Regions from separate parts of the Mus musculus genome. Here all the other regions are linked to region 3. Evidence: chromatin loops called from intact Hi-C (ENCODE). Cell type or tissue: heart. All regions are shown on one strand.

The links. Peaks named below come from ENCODE experiments on the same cell type or tissue, not always from the same donor. Only the 100,000 strongest peaks of a DNase experiment are listed, where the experiment ranks them.
Region 1: it touches region 3 in a loop (6-fold over the local background); 21 of 42 quality-filtered maps call a loop at or near these places.
Region 2: it touches region 3 in a loop (3-fold over the local background); 7 of 42 quality-filtered maps call a loop at or near these places.

What each region holds. Positions count from the first base shown.
Region 1 is chr3:103,389,366-103,397,365 of GRCm38, forward strand. It overlaps the pseudogene Gm25009. Among named protein-coding and RNA genes, the nearest start is that of Gm25869, 34 kb to the right of the region's middle. In heart, a CTCF peak has its summit at 3,614 (motif pointing right); no DNase peak of the experiment used is centred here; H3K27ac peaks cover 399 bases.
Region 2 is chr3:103,804,794-103,812,793 of GRCm38, forward strand. Dclre1b (DNA cross-link repair 1B) reads right to left here and starts at 4,594. Exons shown (of 4, transcript NM_133865.2): 1 at 4,107-4,594; 2 at 3,279-3,444; 3 at 2,601-2,783. The coding sequence starts at 4,295. Ap4b1 (adaptor-related protein complex AP-4, beta 1) reads left to right here and starts at 4,724. Exons shown (of 10, transcript NM_026193.2): 1 at 4,724-5,264; 2 at 7,292-7,516; 3 at 7,984-8,000. The coding sequence starts at 5,152. It overlaps Gm15471 (predicted gene 15471), which reads left to right. Exons shown (of 5, transcript NR_040412.1): 4 at 135-239; 5 at 3,421-3,647. In heart, no CTCF peak of the experiment used is centred here; a DNase peak (open chromatin) is centred at 4,698; H3K4me3 peaks cover 2,749 bases; H3K27ac peaks cover 2,445 bases.
Region 3 is chr3:103,734,215-103,742,214 of GRCm38, forward strand. It overlaps Olfml3 (olfactomedin-like 3), which reads right to left and starts at 3,787. Exons shown (of 3, transcript NM_133859.2): 1 at 3,608-3,787; 2 at 2,738-3,023; 3 at 1,180-2,449. The coding sequence starts at 3,721. The coding sequence ends at 1,629. It overlaps Hipk1 (homeodomain interacting protein kinase 1), which reads right to left. Exons shown (of 16, transcript NM_010432.2): 16 at 5,601-8,000. In heart, CTCF peaks have their summits at 3,626 (motif pointing right) and 4,273 (motif pointing left); DNase peaks (open chromatin) are centred at 667, 3,017, 3,807, 4,257 and 3 weaker places; H3K4me3 peaks cover 4,468 bases; H3K27ac peaks cover 5,088 bases.

The DNA.
Region 1 (8,000 bases), 340 kb before region 3:
GACATGGACCACGACCTGTAAGCCCCTGTGATGTAGACTTGTTCATTGGGTCAGTTCTCTTCCCTAATACAGATGGGGTGATATCTACTAGAGCTGCAAGTGGGACGCTCTTATTAAGTCTACTCTTCAAAGGCTGGTCTCTTCTGGAAATGCCCTCACAGACAAACCCAGAACTGACATCTTACCAGGCACCCAGACATCTGTGAGACCAATCAAATTGACACAGGGAATCAATCAGTGCAGTCAGATTTTATTTAATCAGAGACTGGTGGGAATGACCTAGAAGCAGAGATAGAAGTATATGATTCAGGCAAACAGGTTGGAGCTGGAGATGTGTGGAGCTTTGGTATCATCTGTTTCGGGCAATAACAAAAACCAATTAGGGCTACAGGACCAAAGGCAAAGGGCCAAAGGGAGGGAGATCTTTGCCCTGTGATGCGTAGCACTGCCGCAGACCCTCTGGGTCCCTTTGTCTTCGTGGAATGAGTCTCTGGGTGCAGATGGGCAAGGAGTCGGCGGGTGACAGACAGACCAACACTCGAGATTGTGTAGAATCTGAATGTATTGTCACAAAGTGAACACCAGTCTTATATAGTACAGAAAATAAAAGGGGTAGGAAGTCACAGCAGGCAAAGTACATTGAAGTTGCCTGACACAAAACAAAGGAATGACTTCAAAAGGATTTACAGGAACCAAGTAGATGTTTACAGTAAAGATAAAGCAGTCCTGCCTAGGGTCAGCTCAGTGACAGGTAAGGATTTCACACTCTAGTGTTATACCTTTGATCCTTGTGAAGGCTAGCACCAGGGGGTTCTGCTCTTAGCAGAATGCCCCCCTAATTCCTAGGCCTTGCTAAATTCTTATATGAGTGTAACTTTTAAGTATCTGGAGAATCTCCATTTGTCAGAAGAATTCACCAACTTGCTTCTAATATGCAATGTAGCCTGTACTGAAGATGTCTATCTCGGTGGGATTCCCTGGCTCTATTATGGTATTCCCTTGTTTGGGTGAGATTTGCTACTGTCCTAAGAAAATACTTTGCAGATCAGCTCTGAGCTACTGGCTCCGTCTTTTGCTTACTTAGTTACTGAATAGGTAACTTCCTTACTGCATTCCTGCCAGATTCCAAGCTTCTGGGACCTTGGAACACTGGTGAAGGCTCTGGTTATGTCAGAATTCAATCTTAAAACGCACTTATAATAATATAATACTAAAAGAGAGCACGTAAATCCATACACCAGACTGACTCTGGATAGGGTGTGAGTATACTGGTTAATGAGAATTCCAAAGCTCCAGGAGGTGAGTTTCCGTGAAACTCTTCCTCGTGAGTGCTTCTAGGCTTCTCAGCCTGTCAAGCAGACTTCACTGGAGTGTGCGTGGCCTTTCCCAGTGTGCGTGGCATAGCACCAACACAGGACTGAACAATATGTTCTGATGTGTTAATGTATTTTAATGTTACACATATAGAAGTGGCCTGTGACCCCTTTGAAGAAAAGTTCTCAAAGCAATGGAGTCAGGCTGCTACTGTTGCAGGGCTTTGGTGACCATTTTAGATTCCGTCTATGTAGCTACCTCAAGTAGCATTCATGGAGATGCCTATGAGTCAACCCATATATCTAGATCACAGGCATCCGGTATGGCTATTGGAGATTCCAAAATGGTTGAAAACCGTCTAAAGCTAGCAAGAATTTCCTTCAGCTGTCAAGCCGTACCAATTTGGAAACAACTCCAAAACTGTTTATCAACACAAACGTTTAGGGCACCCCTGCGTATTGTCTGTGGTACAGTTTATAAACATCTATAGTGCTAGCTATTCCCGTTAGCAGGAATAGAAGGTGTTCTGAAGGGTTTGATCAGAAGGAAACAAAAGATCACAGCTAACTTGATACCCGATTTCCTCAGAGTGCCCTGAGGGACTCCCTGGACCTTTACTAGACAGAGAAACTTGTCAGAGCCCCATTGATCATGTTCACAGTTGCTCTCTCCCCAAAAAGTTTGTCTTCCATCCTGCTTTATTAGCCATGAAATGACCCTCCTCTTCATTCCCTATTCAAAGTCCTGAGTTTAATAGAGCCTAAAAATATCAGAACTGGGTAGAGTTGCTCTCAGAGTGAACCCCGGGGAATGTATAGGCTGCACAGCTCAGCCTATTGGAAACCTGATCAATGGAACAGAGTTGGAAATGGGGGATAGGCCAGGCTTTTGGTTACAAGAAATGATCTTCCTGCCACTTTTGTGGCTTGTATCAGCTTTGTGCTGAGATGGGGTGGGGGATACCAGTGTGAGGCAGTCTCGTAGCGAAGTTTAAAGGACGTCGATTTACTTCAGTTGTGAGAGGCTCAGGCAGAGAAGATGGACTTCAAGACAAAAAGCATGATCAGGGATAAATGCAGGATCTTTTGCAATGATAAGCTAATCAAGGTGCCAAGAAAACAGTAAGGACACCTGTGCACCTAATATCAGCTTCAAACACCAGGAGGCACTGGCCCCATCTCAGCAACTGTACCGGCTGGTTTTGTGTCAACTTGACACAGGCTGGAGTTATCACAAAAAAAAGGAGCTTCAGTTGGGGAAATGCCTCCATGAGATCCAGCTGTAAGGCATTTTCTCAATTAGTGATCAAGGGGGAAAGGCCCCTTATGGGTGGGACCATCCCTGGGCTGGTAGTCTTGGATCTATAAAAGAGCAGGCTGAGCAAGCCAGGGGAAGCAAGCCAGTAAAGAACATCCCTCCGTGGCTTCTGCATCAGCTCCTGCTTCCTGACCTGCTTGAGTTCCAGTCCTGACTTCCCTTGGTGATGAACAGCAATGTGGAAGTGTAAGCTGAATAAACCCTTTCCTCCCCAACTTGCCTCCTGGTCATGATGTTTGTGCAGGAATGGACACCCTAAGACAGCAACTGACAGAGAAACTAGAAAAAGAGCACAGAATTTAAAGGGTTTGAGCAATGCAATCGATTCTGTCCTAATTGGTATAAACATCACACATGCCATCTTCAGAACTGAATGTTTTCTAGATGGTATGCTATGGTCCCCATAACATAGACCATAGGTCAGCCCTAAAACCTGTGGTGCACACAGTATGCTCTCAGATGCCAGCAATCAATAGCAATACACAATGTAGGGAAACAGAGCCACCTACTTCTAAATGACCAGCACAGCACTAGGGGATTCAAGAGTGAAGTTAGAAAATACTTGACCTGAAGTGAGGATTTAGACGTACCATGCGGAAGTTTCTGGAGTGTAGCTGAAGCAGAGTTTAGAGGGATTTGTATGGATTTAAATGCTGACAGTAAGAAAAACAAACAAACAAACAAACAAACAAACAGGTTGGGGCTGGAGAGATGGCTCAGTGGTTAAGGGGACTGGCTGCTCTTCCAGAGGACCTGGGCTTGAATCCCAGTAACCATGTGGTGGTTCACATCCATCTGTAGATCTAGTTCCAGGGGATCTGATCTCTCTTCTGACCTCTGTAGGCTTCAGCATGAATATAGTGCACAGACATACATGCAGGCCAAACACCCATACACATAAAATTAAATACATAAATATAAAAAAAAATTAAAATCCCTGTCCCTAGAAGCATTGCAAGTGTGGCTGCTATGTCACATATTGACCACTAGGTGGCAGAGGAGAGACGATGACTATGCTCTGATTAGTAGCCTAACATTCCCTGAAGAAAGCGATCCTGAGATGACCACCAGTCTTGTTCTACACAGGGTGGAGGCAGACCATACCTGAGATGACCCATGCCAGGTGCCATAACGCACCATCTTGGCATAGCACTCCTGAGATCACTCCTGAGGTGACTCCAGACACCCAAACTCCTGGCACCACTAAAAGGAGCAAAGAAGTGGTGGAGAGATGGGAGAGAAAAAGAAAGAGAAGGATGTGGGCACAGTGAAAAAAGGCAGAGCTGGAGACTCAAGGGTAGTGAGAAACAGGCTGGTGTGAGTAGCTGATGTGTTAGCCAGTGATGCCACCTGGGACCGTGGTGGGGTCCTGGCCTGTGCTGCCACAGGGGAGCACATCTGGACCATGGCCCTGTAGCAGCAGGGGTCTGTTACCACCAAAGGCCAGACAGACATTCCTACCACCCAGGGACATGTCTGAGGGTTCTGCAGACCTGGCCCCACCCCTTACCTGGACATCGTGGAAGAGCTGGCCCTTGGGGGAGTGGGAGCAGAAAGCTGACCCCAGCCCTATGCAGCTGCAGTACTCGGGAGAAAGCCCCGTTCATTGCGCACATTGTGGGAGTTGTGAGTGGTCCTCCCACCCCAGGATACTAGCCAGTGTGGGAGACCTGGCCCTACCCTAGTCTCCTATGCAGTGGCTGTAGGAGGGAAAGATACTCTCTTCCCTCCTCACCTCTCACTATCTGCAGCAGGCAGGAGACCTGAGCCTGGGGCCACGAGAGCAGGAGAGCAGGCCCTGCCTTCACCTACTGCGGCACTCAGAGCAGGCCCTGCTCCTTGCCTGGGCAGCACAGTAGAGCTCCCCCTGATGGTGGGGGTGGGGGTGAGCCAGTTTTGAGGACGTGAGCTTGGGAGAGCTGCTGGCCCCACCACTTGTCTTCCATTCGAGGGAGAAATGTCTCCCCTCACTCTTGTCCCTTGCCACCGATGGCAGGCAGGAGAACTGGCTCCGAGGTCGTCAGAGTGGGAGAGCCGGCTCTTGCCCTGGGCAGCACAGCGGAGCCAGCTCTGGATGTGGTGGTGGTTGCTGGTGATCTGGTTCTGAGGGTGTGAGTGTGGGAGAGCCAGCCCTGCCTCTTGTCTGCTGGGTGGAGGCATGGAAAAGGGAGAGATGCCCTCCTTCCCTCCTCATCCCTTGCCATCTATGGCAGGCAGGAGAGCTGGCCCCAGAGTCATGAGAGTGGGAGAACTGGCCATGTCCCACACATGTACAACTGTACTACTCAGGAGAGCAGGCCCTGAACCATGCCTGGGCAGCAGGGTAGAGCTGGCCCTAGTGGGCTTTGCTTGTGAACTAACCCTGAGGGTCTGAGAGCAGGCGAGCCAGAGGGCTGATCAGCTTAGATACCTCCCAGGCCCAGACCCAGGGCTTTGAATTGGCCTGTCCCAACATCCACCCTGTCGATGACCTGCTGGAGTGCAGGAAGGGGCTGGTCCTACAGATCTGAAACCACAGGATCTCCATGACACAGGGCAACAGCACAGTGTCCAAGAGGAGTCCCAGTGCCCACAGTGCCCCACTCTTTCCCCTGACAACACATACAATAATTTGAATTATATATGTATATCTATTTATATGTATAAATATATATGTTATATATGCCTGTTATGATACACACACACACCCCTGTTTATTATTTGTATATGTCAGTAGACATAGCTACCTGGAGGCATGACCATGTCTGTACCACTCAGTTCCATATTCCCCAAATTGAGTTCTCAGTATTGATTTATTGACTATTAAGCTTTAGCTACACCCAGTATGACAGTCTCCTGGCTGCCTTTGGGTCAGGATGTAGTACTCTTGACTCTTCTAGCACCATGTCTGCCTGCACACTGCCATGCTTTCTGCCATAATAACAATGGACTAAGCCTCTGAACTGTGAGCCAGCCTCAACGAAATGTTAGCTTTTATAAGAGTTGCTTTGGTCTTGATGTCTCTTCATAGCAATAAAACTCTAAGACAAATGGTGTCCTATAAAGAAAGTAGTGGTGTTCATTTGTCAACCTAACCACGACACAAATGCTTTATCTGAAGGAAGCCATGCCCCACAGGTCTCAGCAGAAGGCTTTTATGAGTTCTTCCCACTGAGAAACACAAGATTTTAGAAAAATGTACATTTACGATTAAAACTTAAGAATATATTTTAGGGGGCAGGAGAGATGGCTCAGTGTTAGAAGCATTCTCTGCTCTTGAAGAGGACCGGGTCCAGTTCTCAGCACACACGTGGTGGGCTAACTCCAGTTCTCAGCACACACGTGGTGGGCTAACTCCAGTTCTCAGCACACACGTGGTGGGCTAACTCCAGTTCTCAGCACACACGTGGTGGGCTAACTCCAGTTCTCAGCACACACGTGGTGGGCTAACTCCAGTTCTCAGCACACACGTGGTGGGCTAACTCCAGTTCTCAGCACACACGTGGTGGGCTAACTCCAGTTCTCAGCACACACGTGGTGGGCTAACTCCAGTTCTCAGCACACACGTGGTGGGCTAACTCCAGTTCTCAGCACACACATGGTGGGCTAACTCCAGTTCTCAGCACACACATGGTGGGCTAACTCCAGTTCTCAGCACACACATGGTGGGCTAACTCCAGTTCTCAGCACACACATGGTGGGCTAACTCCAGTTCTCAGCACACACATGGTGGGCTAACTCCAGTTCTCAGCACACACATGGTGGGCTAACTCCAGTTCTCAGCACACACATGGTGGGCTAACTCCAGTTCTCAGCACACACATGGTGGGCTAACTCCAGTTCTCAGCACACACATGGTGGGCTAACTCCAGTTCTCAGCACACACATGGTGGGCTAACTCCAGTTCTCAGCACACACATGGTGGGCTAACTCCAGTTCTCAGCACACACATGGTGGGCTAACTCCAGTTCTCAGCACACACATGGTGGGCTAACTCCAGTTCTCAGCACACACATGGTGGGCTAACTCCAGTTCTCAGCACACACATGGTGGGTTAACTCCAGTTCCAGGGGATCCTGTACCTTTTCTTCTTCTTCTTTTTTTTTTTAAGATTTATTTATTTTATGTATATGAGTACACTGTAGCTGTCTTCAGACACACCATAATTGGGCATCAGATCCCATTACAGATGGTTGTGAGCCACCATGTGGTTGCTGGGAATTGAACTCAGGACCTCTGAAAGAGCAGTCAGTGCTCTTAACCATTGAGCCATCATCTCTCCAGCCCCATACGGTTTTCTGACTTCATTATGATACATATACAAACACACAATCAAAACACTCATGTGCATAAAAATAAATCTAAAAATATTTTTTAAATAAGTATGTTCTTCTTCTTTTTTTTTTTTTTTTTCTAGACAGGCTTACACCATGCTATTCAGGCTGACCTGGAACCCCTGGGCTCAGCCTCAGCCCCTGAGTAGCTGGGACCATTGGTGTATACCACCTGTGAAGGTTGATCTCAAATGTCAACTTGACAGGAGTCAGAATCACTAGGAGGCTCATTTCTGGATTTGTCCATCAGGGCATCCCTAAAGGGGATTAGCTAAAGTAGGGAGACTGTCCTCAGTGGGTGGCCCCTATATAAAGAAATCTGTGGTAAACTCCATGTGTGCTTGCTGGCCTTCATTTCTTCCTGGGTGAGTGCATCGATTCCTGTTGCTATCTTTGGAAGACTCAGTCTCTTGGGTCTTCCAATATGGACTCAATGCCAGCAACTCCACAGGAGAACCCAGGCCTTCAGCACCTGACCAGGACTGCCCAGGTCTCCAGCTGCACGGACTGAACATCAACTGGGTAATTGGCCTTTCCAGCAGGCAGGCAGCCATTGTTGGTAGCCTAGTCCCTATTGCGTACATTGATTTAATAAATCCCCCTCTATAGTGTAAGCCCATTCTCTTGATTCTGTCCTTCTAGAGAACCTGGTCCGACAAACCACTGTATCCACCTTCCAGTATAAGTATGCCTGGTTGTGATGTGCTTGCTTGTGCACATGAGTATGCGTGTGTGCAGAGGCTAGACGTCAACTCCAGGTTCTTCCTCAGTCATGTCTCCTCTTTACATTTGGAGACAGGGTCTTTCACTGAACTTCCAGATCATTGATTCAGCAAAGCTGCTGGCCTGCAGGCTTCAGGCATCCTCCTGCCTCTGCCTCAACCGTGTTGGGATTACCGGCTCACACTGCCACACCCAGCCCCTTTCTCATCCTCTCCCCTACTGAGTGATATTCTTAAATGAAACTGGTCATTTTTTTCTCCAGAGTATGGAGATGGGCTGCTGCTGCCACAGATTGATGTCACAGGTTTGATTTGTGCCAGGGCTTCAACCCTT
Region 2 (8,000 bases), 71 kb after region 3:
TGTGTATCAGTTCTCCTAGCAGGAATCCTATCTGTACCTTGCTGCTTACAACAATGCCAACAGCATGCTGTGTGACACTAGAGACTCTTCAGTTCTGCCACTGTAACGCTTACAGGCCACTCCTTTTTGAACAGTATGCAGTCACTTGATTCAATAATATCTCCCTGCCTGAACATTCACACAGACGTGCTGAAGGAAAAACTCCATGCTTTCCAAAAGGCTTAGAGATTATACGTCAGGTATGTTTCCTCTTTCCCTTCATGCTTGTCATTTTTGCAAATTAATGGAAGATGGTTTTGGCTGAAAGGAAGCTGAGCGCTATCTTACAGGATGGCTAGGGTTAACAGCAGAGACAGGGTAGAGTGGAAAGCATCTTAAGAGGGACCACCTAAAAAGCAAAGTCAAGGTGATTAGGGAGATAAATCACTAGGAAGGCCAGCCAAGGTCTTCTGAAAATTCTGTAGATGAAATGGGGGTGGATGGAGAGTGTGAGGTAGAAAAGTGATAAGATTTTAATAATCAGAATACTATGTCTTTATAAAAAATAATACAGTAGGACCGTCAAATGCCTGGATGAGAAGTGGGAAGCGGAAGTTCCATCAAAAGATACTCACAAAGAAAAAAATGCAGGCCTGAACTTTAAGCAATGGCTGTGGTGACAGACATGGGAGTTGCTACTTAATAGTTGTTTTCAGACTTCACTGTTTCACAACTAAATTGCTAACTCCTTACAAAAATGTTTTGTTTTATATCCACTCCCTTTGACTATGATTGAAATTTCACTTTTGAGGCAAAATGTAGTTGTTTTTCTGCTTTCTGTACATCTTTTTCCTTCTCTGGGTCCTACCTTAAAACGACAAGAAGCCCTCAAAGTCAGACACCATATTTTATTTAGATTTATATCCCCATTGCCTACTAGGTAAGTGCTACATTACAGGGCTAATTATATATTTGCAAAATTAATCAAGCCCTACTACAGGCCGTCTCCTAACCAGCTGTGCTGTTCTTGAGAAAATTCTGCATGTTAAACTTCAAGAATAGTCAGCCATAGTATTTCTTCATGAAGAGTTGAGTAATCCTGAGGGTAGGGAATATTTCTCAATCAGTTTGGTAGTTACCCTGGTAGGTGTATAGTTTTTTCATTATTTTTATTTAAGGTCAAATTTGAAACTCCTTTCAGAGTTAGGACATATACTTTAAGATAGTCATTTTCCTCTTTTAAGGACCTTTAATTTTAGGAACAAGCAAAGAAATTATTTAGAACAAAATCTGTTTTTTTTTTAATAAGAAAAGCTGATTTTCATAAACTATCTCTTAAAAAGCAACTTCAAAAGAGTCCCCAAAATATTGTATACTGCTGTGGAGTCACTTGAACAAGCAAACAGCTGGTCTTCTAATGCACCTATTTAAAGCACAGCAATCATAAATTCACTTAGCAAATATTTATTGACTCCCTCTTTTCCAGGCATTGTATAGGCGCCTGAGATAGCACCCTAAGAAATATAGAGCCTCATTATAGTAGAACCTACATTCTAGCAGAAAAACAGTAAAAATTAAAAGGAATAAATATGGAAACTGTGAAATCTATATTAGGAGACAATTAAGTGGAATACTGTTCCTCTTCCAGTTAAAACCACTCAGCAGCTCTTTATTGAGATTGCAGTCAAGTTTAAGATTGCTCAGTTCCACTCCAACTCCTCTGCCTTTTCAGCCTCCCTGCATTCTGTGTATCTGTCGCACTGGCTGCTACTTCTCTGACAAAGCGTCCTCCTACTTCTTCTTAAAAATGTTTATTTATTTTATATGTATGTGTGTGGTCCTGAGTGCATATGTGTACCACATGTATCCAGGGGCCCTCAGATCCCCTGGAACTGGAGTTACAGATGGTTGTGAGCCACCATGTGGGTGCTGGGAATTGAACCCGGGTCCTATTGAAGAGAAGCCTGTGCTCTTAGCCACTGAGCCATCCCTCCAGTCCTCTTAAAAATTTCTTTTTATTGTTTGTTTTGTTTTATTTTGCTTTTCAAGACAGGGTTTCTGTGTAGCCTTGGCTGTCCTGGAACTCACTCTATAGAACAGGCTGGCCTCAAACTCAGAAATCCGCCTTCCTCTGCCTCCCTAGTGCTGGGATTAAAGGCGTGTGCCACCACTGCCCAATCCTTGAGGGTTTCTTTTGGAGTTTGTTTAGGAGTTTACATTTGTGTGTTGCGGGATATAGCAGCAGAGGCATATTTAAAATGTACAGAATACACTGGGAGGTGATGGATTTAATTAACGACAAAGCTGGGGAGAAGAGATGAGAATTTAAGAGTGAGGATGGTGGGCAAGTTCACATTTTTTCCCCTTTGGAGATAAGAGTCTTTCTACAGAGCTGTGGCTGCTTTGGAACTCACTATGTAGACCAGGCTACTTCTGCCTCCTGAGTGCTGGGATAGAAGGTGTGAGCCACCAAGTCAGCTGGGAGGTTCAATTTTAAATAAGATAACCATAGTAGTTTTACAAGAAAGGTGAGCAAGGCACAAAGATTTGGAAAACAATGAGGACCTTCAAAGAATTTTGATTCACTAAGCATGAATGGAAGAAAAAGGGAAACCGCTCACCAATTTTTATGTTGTGTTGTGGGAACTGTCGGATTAGCTGGACAATCTGCTGAGTAGCCTCTTGTCGGGAAGGAAGAACCAGGGCTGGATTGCAATTAGTGTTGTCTAGATACAAAGTATGAATCTGTTTCCCCAGTATCAGAGCAGGTTCCTTCAGCATGGATGGTGTATATCGAAAATCACCTGGAAGAATAATATGTGGGGTATAAGAAGTGGGCAAAAAACAAAGGCTAGAAGACAAGCCTCTTCTACCTTCAGTAGCAGATGGAGATTGGTTACGAGTTTATGCAAAAACTGTCCTGGCACTGAACTGTACAGTCTAGTTTCTTTGTGAAAATGTCTCTTTCCCACTCTTGGAGATTTTCTGTTTGATTGATGTTTTTCTTATGAGACAGGGTTTGTCTACATAGGCTGGGTGTCCTAGAACTCACTAAGTAGACCAGGCTGGCCTTGAACTCATAGAGATCAGCCAGCCTCTGCCTTCCAAGTGCTGGGATCAAAGGCGAGCACCAACATGCCTTTCTTGTTTTCTTGCTCTTGTGATTTTATTTAACAAAGTAAAGGATGGATGGTCAAGTAGGAAATCAGTTGGAAAGGGTCCCTGTGCCTGTATGGGATAAAGCTATCTTTCTGGGTAAAGGTAGCTATAAAGTGTGAGGAATGCCTTGGGAGGCTCACCTGTGTATAGAATTGTTCCAAAGTATCCTTCAAAGAGAAACATGACAGAACCAGGGCAGTGATTGGCATCTATGAGCGTTACAGTCATGGTTTCTTGCCCAATTTCATCTAGAGGTAATACATGACTCTCGCCAACCTCCAGGGCCCGGATCCAGTGCTTAGACACCTGAGGAAAACAGTTGGTCACCCGAGTAACCATAGACTTCTCTTTCATCAAGGAAAGCTGACCGAGTTCTGAACCACTCTCATGTAAGCTGTTATAAGGATTCCCAAGAAATCTCTCCTTCCTCTTCTGTCTCCCACCCTTTGTACAGATTTAAACTCAGAATCTGAAAACAGTCTAAATAAAGATTCTCACACTTTCTCCTATCATGATAATCCCAGCCATGGGTGGGAAACAACTGTCAAAAAAAGTTCCAGTCTCACACCAGCCACTTCTACTGACACAGACAAGATGAGGAGATGTTAGACAATATGTGTTTTTATCTAGCACATTAGATGAATTATTGGGGGCGGGCAATGAGTGTTGGGGATCTAACTTAGGGTTCTTGCACACACTAAACAAGTGTTCTATCACTGAACAGTCTGGTAGATTCTTAAATGCAAATTAGGAAAGCACTGGTTTTTGAAAAGATAGGAATCATTTCCTTGACTAAAAACCTCCAGGTAGTTAACTAGAAGCCAGTCTCATTCCGGGATCAATTCCCACATTTGTAAAAATTCAGTCCTTATGTCTCCCACTCGGTAATCCCCCAAACTGTGACAGATCAGAAGTCCCCACCCAGATTCCTGGACTAGGTCTCAGCGATCAAATCCCAGCCCCAATACCTGCAGGCGACGATGCAAGAGGCAAGCAGTGATGGGAGAGCAGTAGAGGGGCCGGGCCCAAGTGCTAGACAAACCCACCGTGTGGTCACAGTGCATGTGGGTTAAGAAGAAGAGCCGCGCCGAACCGGCACGGCGCAGGCTCCAAAAGTCCACAGCAATGGGCGTTTGGGGGATTACGACCCCGTTCATGGTGGCAGAGTTGAGGTGTCACCCAGTGGGGTCTTCGCGGGAACCGCACTCCTGAGTGAGGTTTCCACGACAGCGTCCCAATGACAAGTGGACTCTGGAACAAGTCCAGAAGCCCTAAAGGAAAACCATCCCAGAAACGGAATTAGTAGACAGAGTGAGAAAAAAGAAGGTGGCCGCGCTCGGGACGATCAGGATGAAAGCGCCCAACGCGGAAGAAGTCGGGAGAGCATCACTCACAACCGCGCGCTGGAGCTCGGGCCCAGTCCCCACATTGTCAAAGCTCGCGCGGCGGCGGGGAGACAGACCCTAGTAGTTGATTTCCGATCGCCGGCCGCGGCGCTCACACAGTGAGCTGCGCGCCTGCGCCGAGGGGGAGAATGGGTGGGGGAAGGGCGTCCGGAGGTCGGTGCCCCCCCCCCCCCCCCCCCGGACCTGCGCTCGGCGCTCGGCGCGACCCGGAAAGCTGCTCCTTGTGTCTCAGGGCGACGGGGCGGGATTTCCGCAGGAAGCTGTCTGGGGTGTCCTCGGCCACTGGGACTAGATTCCCAGGGAGGAGGCTGTGCTAGGTCTTTGGCCTTTTGCTAGTGTAGAATTCGTAACTGGGCCTAGAGAGAGTTGAGATCTGCTGGGCAGAGCCAACGGCCTGTGGGTCTCCGGGCGGCTCCTGAAGGGTCGGGGCTCGCCCGAGGACCCAAGAATGTGTTCCGCCCTGGGGGGCAGGCACAGCAAAGTGACATCTCGCCGTTAGTGTTTTCACTGACTACATCTCCTTTATTCAGGCTCCCACATCGAAATTAGGAGGAGCCCACGAGTTCCCTACGGGTCTGTGGAAACTGTCCCGTGAGTGTTGGCGACGATGCCATACCTTGGCTCTGAGGACGTGGTGAAGGAACTGAAGAAGGCTCTGTGTAACCCTCATATTCAGGCTGATAGGCTGCGCTACCGGAATGTCATCCAGCGAGTTATTAGGTATCACCAACCTACCATAGAATTCTAACTCCCCCCCCCCCCCCCCGGCCCCACTTTTAATCCTCTTCAGAGCTCTGCGATCACTCTGAAAAAGTTAAAGAAGGGCAGTTTTATCTTTTGGCCTTGAGGCTGCATTTCTGGGTTGTCATCTCAGTCTTCCGTGTGGAACACCATGCCCAGTTGAGAGGTCTCCTTCATACCACAGGCTTTAGCAATTGCGGCTGACTCCTGGTTCAATGACTTAACGTAGAACAGTTCTCCCTTTTTTCTAGATTCAGACCTGTATATCTTTCTGCTTGCTTTACATTTCGACTTGGATAGTTCATCAAAGATATGACCAAAATAATACTATCATTCTTCTCCTCTTTAAACCTACTATTCTGCTTGTATTTGTGTTATGAATGTCACCAGGCACCCTACCAAGCTTGCTAGTCAACCTTGAAAACATTGTCTACTGTCAGGTGGTATGAAAAATTCAAAATATCAATTCTTGTTCTTAAAGTTGTACTGTTGTTGGCTCAGGCTGTAATTACCAAAGCCTGTTGTGGTAGTTTATTAATAAGTAGCCTTGTCTCCTCACTTTGGTTAGGATTTTTTCTATTATATATGTTTGAACGTGTAACTAATCTATAGTTGTAGCTCAAAACTGTAGGTAGGACACAAAAGTCCCATGGGGTCCTTTTTTAAAAAATCGTGATCTAGGGATCAATTCTGATTTCATTAGGATGGGATAGAATCCAGGAACTGTATTGTAAATAAACAGTCTCAGTTGATTGTAGTAGTTTGGTTCCACAACATTGGAAACAGTAATCAGTGGAATGAAATCTAAACTTTTTGTTTGTGTTGTTTTGTTTTTGTTTTTTGAGACAGGGTTTCTCTGTGTAGTCCTGGTTGTCCTGGAACTCACTCTGTAGACCAGGCTGGCCTTGAACTCAGAAATCCGCCTGCATCTGCCTCCCAAGTGCTGGGATTAAAGGTGTGTGCCACCACCGCCTGGCTGAAATCTAAATTTTTTATCATGCCACCCAAGGAACAAAAAGAATGTTTAGTTCTTGCTCGTGCCTCCTAGCATGAATCATTATCTGTGTCACGTTTTCCCAGTGAGCTGGTCACAGAGCTAAAGCGTTCTGTGACGAAGCATTTTCTGACTTCCATAGTGGCATGTGGATGTGGATCTTCTTGGTCTGTATTTTGTGTATTACTTCAAGTAGTTACACTGGATTTTTTTCAAATCAGTGATGTTCTTAGCTGACTTCTTAGTTGATCTTGAGTTCCTAAACATCTGAAGCCACTATGGAAGTCAGAAAATGCTTCTTCACAGAATGCTTTAGCTCTGTGACCAGCTCATTTGGAAAACGTGACACAGATAATGATTCATTTTATTTTGTTTTGAGACAGCCCTAGCTATCCTGGGAACTTACTATGTAGGCCAGGCTGGCTTTGAACTTTGAACATGGCTTTCACCTGCCTATGTTTCCTAAGTGCTTGGGTTAAGGGTGTGGGTCACCAAGCCCTGCTTTTTTAAATGTTTATGAGCATTTTGCCTGCATGTGTAAGTGTACCACAAGTATGGCTTGTACCTGGTGTCTGTGTATGTCAGAAGAAGGCATTAGATCTCCTGGAGCTATAGTTACCAGTGGTTATGAACTGTCATGTGGGTGCTGGGAATTGAACCCATCTCTTTTGCAAGAACAACAAAATACTTTTTAACCTTTGAGCTCTCTCTAGTGTGTACCTTCTTATAGATGATGTCCCCATATGATCTCTGGAATGTTAAAGTGGAGTGTACCATTGCCAGATCACGCCATTGGTATGTACTAAGGATTCAACAGTGTGAGAATAGAGAGCAACAGTTGCAGACTCTTAATAGGAAGTTTTGTGTAACATTAATAGACAAAGTAGACCCAATTGTATTTCTCTAAAAGCTCATAGTTTGGCTAGCTAGCCAGAGCACATGTAAATACAACTCTTCCTACAGATTGGGAATTGTGTGTTTTACTTCTTTCTGCTCTGTGTATTTGTGACAGGCACATGACTCAGGGCTTGGACATGTCTGATGTTTTCATGGAAATGGTAAAGGCCAGTGCCACTGTAGATATTGTTCAGAAAAAGTTGGTTTATCTGTATATGGGCACATACGCACCTTTAAAACCAGATCTAGCACTCTTGGCCATCAATACGCTCTGCAAAGACTGCTCAGACCCCAACCCAATGGTTCGAGGACTGGCACTACGGAGTATGTGTAGCCTCAGGTGAGTGCTTCGATACCCTGGTTCTCAGTGGTTGGTGACTATAAGAGACTGTAGAGCAGATTTGTAGTGAGGACAGCTTAAGTTCCTGAATACTAAATAAGGACTGTTCTACTTTGAACTCAGATTTTCAGCCATTAACTTCGACTTTCGAAACTGTATCTCATGGTTTTCTTAAAGGTGATTTTCCTTTATCTTGGTGAAATAGTTCTGAGTTTTGGTTAAAAATGTTTAATGAGTCATTACTGTAACTTGTGCTGGGTGTGCAGCATCATTACAGATGAAAAGTCAGATTATGCCTTATTAAGTTTGATAGAGGCTTTCTCCAATTTCTTTTGATCTAGTAGATATACATTCAAGCATGAACTATTAAATAGTATTTAAACTAAACCTCTGATGATTGAAGAAGAACTTAATTTTGTCAAAACTATTATTTCAAGATCTGACTGACTCCAGGATGTGTCTCTTAGGATGCCTGGTGTGCAGG
Region 3 (8,000 bases):
TCCGTGGGCAGACCCCTCTATGGGCTGACAGGCGGTGATTACTGTTGCCAGCCCCACATTAGGAGAGAATTGAATGGGAGAGGGCCCCCACCCGCCTCAGGCTCCCTACAATAGCGCTTTTGTGAGGTGCTTTGCTGCCTTTCTTTCCTCTTCCTTACCAACCTACGTCAGGAGCAGCTCTGCCTGTGGAGAGAAGAAAGACAGACAAAAGGAGGAGTGTTGACTGATCCACCCCATCCTGGGTGGAAGGAGGGAGGGTTCTACTTGGGAGAGAAGGCTGTGTTCCTGTCCCCCTTCCTCCCTGGGTGATAATCCAGAAGGGCTGCCTGAGGTTAAACTCCCCCACTGACTTTTATCCATCAGCTAGCCTTATTTGTCTGGAAGTTGACCCTGGAGATGAGACCTGGGAAGGGACATCGTGCAGAGACCAGCAGGTTCCCAGAGATGGAATCCAAAGCCTCTTGCTCTTCCAATCCTTCCTGGATTGCCCCCCTGAAGTCGGGTGCACATTAGACCAACAGGGGTTAAGTTTCCAGGACTCCAGTTTCCAGGGCTGGGGTGGGAGGGTGCACAGCTGAGGGTGGAGAGAAGGAAAGTAGGGATGTGTTTGTTGGGGAGCTGGTGAGACAGACCAACATCTGGGATGGTCACTGCCCCTCCTCCCTGCCCAAACCGCAGACGCTGTGGCAGCAGGAAAATCGGAGCGGCTCAGACCAAGGATTGTGCAACCCAGACCCAGGAAGCCCCAGTGCTGGAGGTGGGAGTGGGGACTTGGGCTCAGAGACAGAATCCACTTCAGAGGTGAGGCTAGACACACATAGATACCGCACGCTGGTTTCTACACTAGATTCCACAGCTAGTAAGAGTCACTTTCTGGTTCAAAATCCACCAAGAGGTGGAATGGGAAGCCCTGGCTCTGGCTGGGCTCCAGTGTCCAGCAGTCAGAGGCTGAGTGCCATTGCTGGTTCTCTGCGGCTGCTGTGGAGCACATGAGTGTGGAGGGGGAGGCCTTTGTCCAACAGTGCCCCACAGTAAAATGTGTAACTAGAGAAGTTCCCGAGGGAGCTAAAGGAGGCCAGCCCAGCCCAGCCGTGGCTAAGGAGCAGAGACTGGGGCAGGAGGAAGAAGGCAGAGCCACGAGAACTCTGATCAGAGGGCTACCCCAAACACACCAGAGAGGAATGGTGGGTTTTCCTTTTAATGCAAACTGTTACCATACAAAGTGATGTGGGGAAAGCCCCATTCTCCCCTACACTGGAGGGGGAAGGGAGGGAGGGCAGCTTTGTCTCTGAGTTCTCTCCCTTCGGTCATACTGAGGGCAAGAATGCTGTCGCCTGCTGTCTGGGGTTGACCCTCTCCAAAGGACAGGGCTCTGAGTTTGGAACTAAACTTTGTGGACATAAGGCAGGAGTGAAGATTTAGGGTGTTTGTTTGCTGTTCAGTTCTAAAATGCTACCCAGGATCTGGAGTTCTGCATAAAACAGAGGGGCTTGAGAATTTGGTTGTCCTTTAGAAATTAGGGTATATGAGCTACCACCACTGGCCTTCGTTTTGAAGGATGAACTGCAGGAGAGCTCACAGGAATATAAATGTCTGGGCATAAGAATCAAGAGCACAAGGCTAGCTGCTTAAACTTCCTCCTCCTTCTTCTTCATCTCCAATTTGTAGACAATCTGGTAGCCATCATCCCAGGCATACAGCTGGCGCTCACGGGGGTTATAGCGAAGGCTGGCATGGGCACCATATCGGCGTGGAAAATAGGAGAGTGCTGCCCTTTCAGGGGCGAGAGTACCACTGGCATCGAAGGAACACTGAATACGAGCCCTACTGGCAGGGCGGGTGTTATAGACAACGTACAGGGTCCCACAGATGACAAACGCAGCCTCTGCGTTCTCTCTGGGACATGGTGTGTCCCACTGCTGCTCTGTGTCAAGTGTCTGTGGGTCTAACTTGGCTAGACACAAATGCCTGTCATCATCTCGAGTGGCATAGACAGCCCACAGGCCCTCCTCATCAGCTGCCAGGTCGATATATGTATCTGCTGTCAGGCCGTAGGGGGGTATCAGGCTCTCTGCAGGGAACACTGAGCTATCCACCACTGTTCGGTTTGCCAAGTGAAATTTGATCAGCTGCAGAGTGTTCTCCAATTCACCACCCCCTCCAGGTCCTCCAGGAGGCCTTCGAGCATAATAAAGGAAGCCACCGTACACCAGCTGCCCCGTGCCTACCCAGGGGAAGGGCACCCGAATTCGGGAAGCTTTCCGGGCAGCCATGGCAAGGGTGAAGTCACGCAGCCTTGGGAAGACAAAAGCCGTGTCGTTCTGGGTGCCGTCTAACACGTAGATCTTCTCTGCTGGCCCCAGCGGATCCTTGGTCCATAGGCCAACTGAACCACCAAACCGCTTCAGGATCTTCATTGACCTCACCTGAGCGACTGTGTAGCTACAGTCTGGTGGGGAAGAGGAGAAAGCACAGGAGAAGGAAACAGAGGCCAAGAGTTAGATGTGTATAACAGGAACTTCCCCCAGAGTGGGCCACCTGGGGAACAGAGACACACTTTTCCGTGCATGTGTCCACTCACGGAGGGTTGAGAGATGGAGTACCGATAAAGGACAGGCCTCTAGAAACTCTCAATGAATGTGTCATTCTGAAAGATAGAGCTATGGTGGCTTGGGACAAGAAGAAAAGCAGGAAAGGGGAGTTCTGAAACTGTCTGGACCTCTGTGAGATCACTTACCCGTCACCATATCGTATTTCTCATTTCTTCGGCCCTTGCCTTTGGCTCCAGGACCTCCAGTCACCTTCTCATCCAGCTCTACACAGGGCAAAGCTGGGTTCTGTGTCTCCAGATAGTCTACCTCCCTTTCAAGACGGTCCACTCTTCCTGAGATGGAGTCTGCTTCAGTTCTGAGGGTCTCCCGCTCCTTCTCTGCCACCTCCAGGAGAGGCAACATCTTGTTTTTGAAGTCCCGAAGCTCGGCAGCATGCCGACTACTCTGATCCTGGCATTGGGCCAGCCGTTCCTGAAGGGATCGGGGAGTCAGGAAGGGTGGGTTGCAGGTTTATAGCTCCCAGACAAGCAGAGGCCCAGCCAGGGAGTCAGGGCCAGGAAAGGGACCAGCTCAGCCATGCTCCCACAGCAGAGGAGACTAGTCAGTGGTACCATCCCATCCGAGGAACCTGGCTTAATTTGCCTGAATAAGAGTCCTTCACCTTGCGTTCTCAGTGATCTGAGCCTCCAGGAAATTAGGATGCTACAGACTTCAAATTGTCCAAAAGGGAGTAGATGTGGGGTGCGGGGAAGAAACGGACAGGAAGTTGCAGGCAGATTGCCTGGGAAACTTGAACAGTATAGCAGCATAGATGCAGCCCGATTCTGACTCTCATTTCCCCTGCCCCCTTATTCCATCTAATCTGAGGGAGCCGTGTTGCGTTTATTTGCTGGGCAATTGTCTTATGTTGGGGAAATAAAAGTCTGTAGTTAAGAGGCTACTCGTCATTAAGGACTTCTTACACAACCCGATCTTGTCACTCCCAGAGCCCTGACAGCTAGTTGCACCTATAGATGTGGACTCATCCTGGGTGAGAAGAGAAACAAGTCCCTCACCTCTAAGGCAGCTAGTCGGCGTTCCATGTACTCCACAAGGTGGTGCTGCTGTCCCTGAAGGGGTCCCGTCCATGACAAAAAGAAGAGGAGCAGCAGAGGAGCACTGGGCCCCATGGCAGCCTTAAGTGGGGCCAGAGGAGTGTGTGCATTCGGCCTCTTTCCCTCCAGCCCGTTAGCTCTGGGGGCGGGGCGGGGGCGGGGCCTCCTCCTTCCCATCTCTGGTGTCTCTCACTACTCTGGAATGCTTTCAGTCTCTTTACAACCCCCACCCCCTCCTTCCCGCCTGGCCTGATCAAACACAGATGGCCCCTTTGCACAGTCGCCAGAAGCCTTAACTACCAGCAACTTAGACTTGTGAGCTCCTCCGGAAAGGGGAGAGATGGCAATCTGGAGGCAGAGGCCTTCTGAAAAATGAGCAAGTTGCAGGAAGCCGAGACCCCCGGAAAACTCAGCAAACTCCATTCGTTTTAGGAGAGGGCTTCCAGTGCTGACTCGGTAAGAACCCAGCACCCTTCATTAACCTATCCCTTCTCCAGAAATAACAGAATGGATTTTCTGCCTTGTTCAGTGAAGCCAGAAACACAGGAGATGAGGTTTGAGGGGATGGGGGTTGGGGCAAAGGGAAGTCAACTTTCTATAGCTCATTGGCGCCACCTTGTGCTGAGCATTCTGGGGCCATCTCCCATGGCAAAGAAATCAGGCGAGGACTTCACCGTGTGGAGAATCTCAACCTAAGCAAGCCAAATCACAGGGCTCCCTATGGAGTACCAAATCTCTGATTTAGCCCAAGGAAAGGAATAGAAACAAAACTGGAGGTTGTTGAGAAATGGGAGGTGGGGTTTTTTGTTTTTGTTTTAAGCTAGCTGACTTAAATATCCTTGACATGACTTTCCAGGTATTTCCCAAATAGGAGGGTGCAGCAAGGACATGCTAGTTTACATTCATGGATTTAGGGGAGAAACCTGAAAAAAAAAATATGTACAACATAGTCTAAAGGAAAACAAATATATTCTGACCTTCCTATCACTGGGAGAGAACAGACTATTGATCGCCTTTCTTGGTTATGGTTCAGTAGGGCATTTGTAAGTATCTCTCATTTCTTTAAAATTAAGTAAAAAAAAATTTGGTTTTTCAGTTACATATGCTTTTATGTGTCTGTATACAGGTATCTGCATGGGATACAGGTATCCGTGGGGACCAGACGAGGACGTCAGATCTTCCAGAGCTGAATTTTAGGAGATTGTGCGCTGCCTATTGTTCCTGAGCACTGAGCCCCTCTCCTCTGAAAGAACAGTACACTCAACTACTAAGCCTTCTCTCCAGCCCATGTTCCTCCTTTCTATCCAGCTAAAGCTACAGGGGAGCTAGGCAGGAACATACATCAGAAGAAGTCAAATATGCAGCATTTACAAAGGGGCCTGCAGTGATTAATCTAGACAAATTCCAGTTTCTTTTCAGGAGAAAATTTTGTTCACTTTGGAATCAAGAGAAATTGGATCAGAGGTTCTTCTTGTTTTTAAGAGTTCATTATGTGTCTGTGTGGGTATGCACCCTGCAGCTGGAGTTAGAAATCACTTGTGAGGGGTCTGACTGGGTGCTGGGAATGGAACCCAGACCCTCCATAAGAGCAGCAGGTGCATTACCGCAGAGCTGTCCCTAAAGAGGTGACAGCTCTAACAGGGCCTAAGGAGACAGACAAAAATATCTTTCCCTAAGTTTCATTTTCACTGTGCTGATTTGAATGTTTGGTGTCATGTGCTAGGAAATGATGTTAATTAGTTTATCTCAAAAGCCATCTGCCTTTTCAAGGGGTCAGAGTCAGGGAAATACTTCCTACAAAATTATATTCATTTCCAGTATGGAAATGTGTACAAAGATGTTCTAATGTAGCAGTGTTCTTTCTACTCATGTTCAAACAGAATGCTTAGGCACTTCAAAGAGGCCACATGTCAGTCCCCTCCATGTCCTAACACAGAATTGAAACCAGCCACAGTCAGAAAATTTACCCATTTTATTGATGCATTGCAACTGCTCTACTTTTTTACCATATTATGTAGAAAATACTGAAAATACAAGCTACTTTGTAAAACCAAAGACAACAACGAATCCAAAGATAAACTATGTTTTACACAATGGACCCTTTTCCCATAGTTAGTATTAAATTTTAAATAGCTATTTCTTTTGTTAAAATGATTTTACATACTCCCTAAGTACACCTGCATTACAAACATAGATCAGTAATTCTCAGAACTACCTGTTTCTAGAAGCTTGTTGTAAAGGAAGCACACAACCAGAAAAGGGAGAAAGAAAAAAAGTTTAACCACACACAGGAACTAGCATATCAAATACATTTAATAAAGTAGGAATTCCATTGCAATATCAAGGATTCAAAGCAGAAATACTAACATTACATATAATGTACATATAATGTACTGCTACATATAGTGAGATTATTTTTCAAGCTGAATTGAATTGAAACCACACATTATATAAAGTTTAGCAACAAACAACCATGGAAACGTGGAGACATGCTGCACCATCCATCAGTTAAAAAAAAACACAAAGCAGGCTTGGCCATTCCTGTCACCGAGAGGCAATTTCATCTCCTATCCTAAAACAAACCATCTCAACTAGTAAATTCCTGCATACTAATGCAGAATAGGACAGCCAGTACTGTGCTGGCCTGGCTAAGCCCCTCTAGCGGATGATGACGGATGAGCAACCACAAAAGCAGGCTCTCAATGGCCGGAACTGTTTGAAATGGGGTTCTTCTTCCTGGGGTTAACAGGGTAACCACCTCCTAGTTGCAACTGGGGACTCTGGAGTGACTAAGTGTCCTGGTGTGTGCCTATGCAACCCTTCCAGTTCCTCTCTCACCTGGGAAGGGAGAAACTGGAAATGCACGTTCTAAGAGAAGGTTTAAAGCCTTAAGCTGTTCCAAGGTCAGGCAATGCTGACCTAGGTCAGCGCTATGTTCGTAGGGCTCTCCTCCATGCCATCAGGGCAAGCAGTCAATGTTAAGCCCCAGGCCAGAATGAATGTAAAACTATGTCTGGCGCATACACATTCAGCAGACACAGATGGGTTATCTAGGAAAATCTGAAATGTCAGTTTGCAGAGTGACAACCTCAAAGTCTGTAAAGTCACACTGCTAGCCAGATGTCTCAGGTAACGATGCAAACTCCTAGGCATCCTCTTTTCCCATAAATTTAAGACTCCCATCTTCAATAACTGCTTATTGGATTAGGGAGGTGAGGAGGTGGGGACAGGGTTGGTTTGTTTTTTCCCTGCATCTCATTCCTATAAAAACAATAAATCTTGTCCCTTATAGAGAAAAGGTTAAAAAAAAAAATGTTTGCCTAGAAACTAGAACTGTATTTAAATAGGAAAAACCCAGAATGCTTGGGGGAAAGGAAACACAAAGATCACACACAGAATGACATAAACGGTATAACACTAGTGACAAACTACACAATGATGCGTGGTTATCTCAACCAACAGACTGCTGAACGCACAGCTTAATATAATGATTAAAGAAAAGACAACACACACCACGTTGCCGGCAGGCTAAACTGACTACCTGCCCTGCCCTGGAAACTCTTCCTCCCCATGATGAAGAAACTCCAAGTTCGTTGACAGCCCCTCGGTGTTCCACCTGGTTCAGAGCTTTCCTGACCGGGTTCCATGAAATCTCCCATCTCCATCCTGCACCTCCCTGACACCACCTACACAGAACCAATCCTAGAATTACCACTCTGATATAATTTAATTCAGGTGGACCACATCTGTAGCTTAGGGTTAACCTTCTCCCCACAAATCCCTCACGGGCAAGAATGTCCCCACCCCTAGTACCTTCAACTTGACCCAAATCCATGGAGGGGTTGAATACTAGGACAATTTTACAGTGTGAAGGGCCCCAAGAACAACATGTTGTCCCAAAGAAACCTCAGGAATTGTTCAGATTCAAGAGGTTTTGCTTTCTTTTTCATATTCGTCACTAATTAAGAAACCTTTCTGTGAGCTTCTTGTCACCAGTAGTTCTACAAAACCCTTCTCGTAGTATGGGGACATATTAAGCAATACAACAGGCTCTTTGGTATAAACACATCTGTTACATGCTTTAAAAAAAAAACAAAAAACAAACAAAAAAAAAAAGCCAAGCAAAGTTTACCAGGAACGACAGCTATGCAGAAAGGACTATCATATCACATGGAGGAGAGAAAAGGAATCCCATCCTAAGTGATGCACAAACCTTCAAATATGCATATTTAGCACTGGCGTCACTCTTCTCGCCTGCTTCCTGAACTCTCACAGAAGCCAGGTAGCAAGGCACAGTGAGAGAGCCACGTTAGGGAATGCTTCTGTGAGAACTGAGCTGAAGATCCAAAATGGA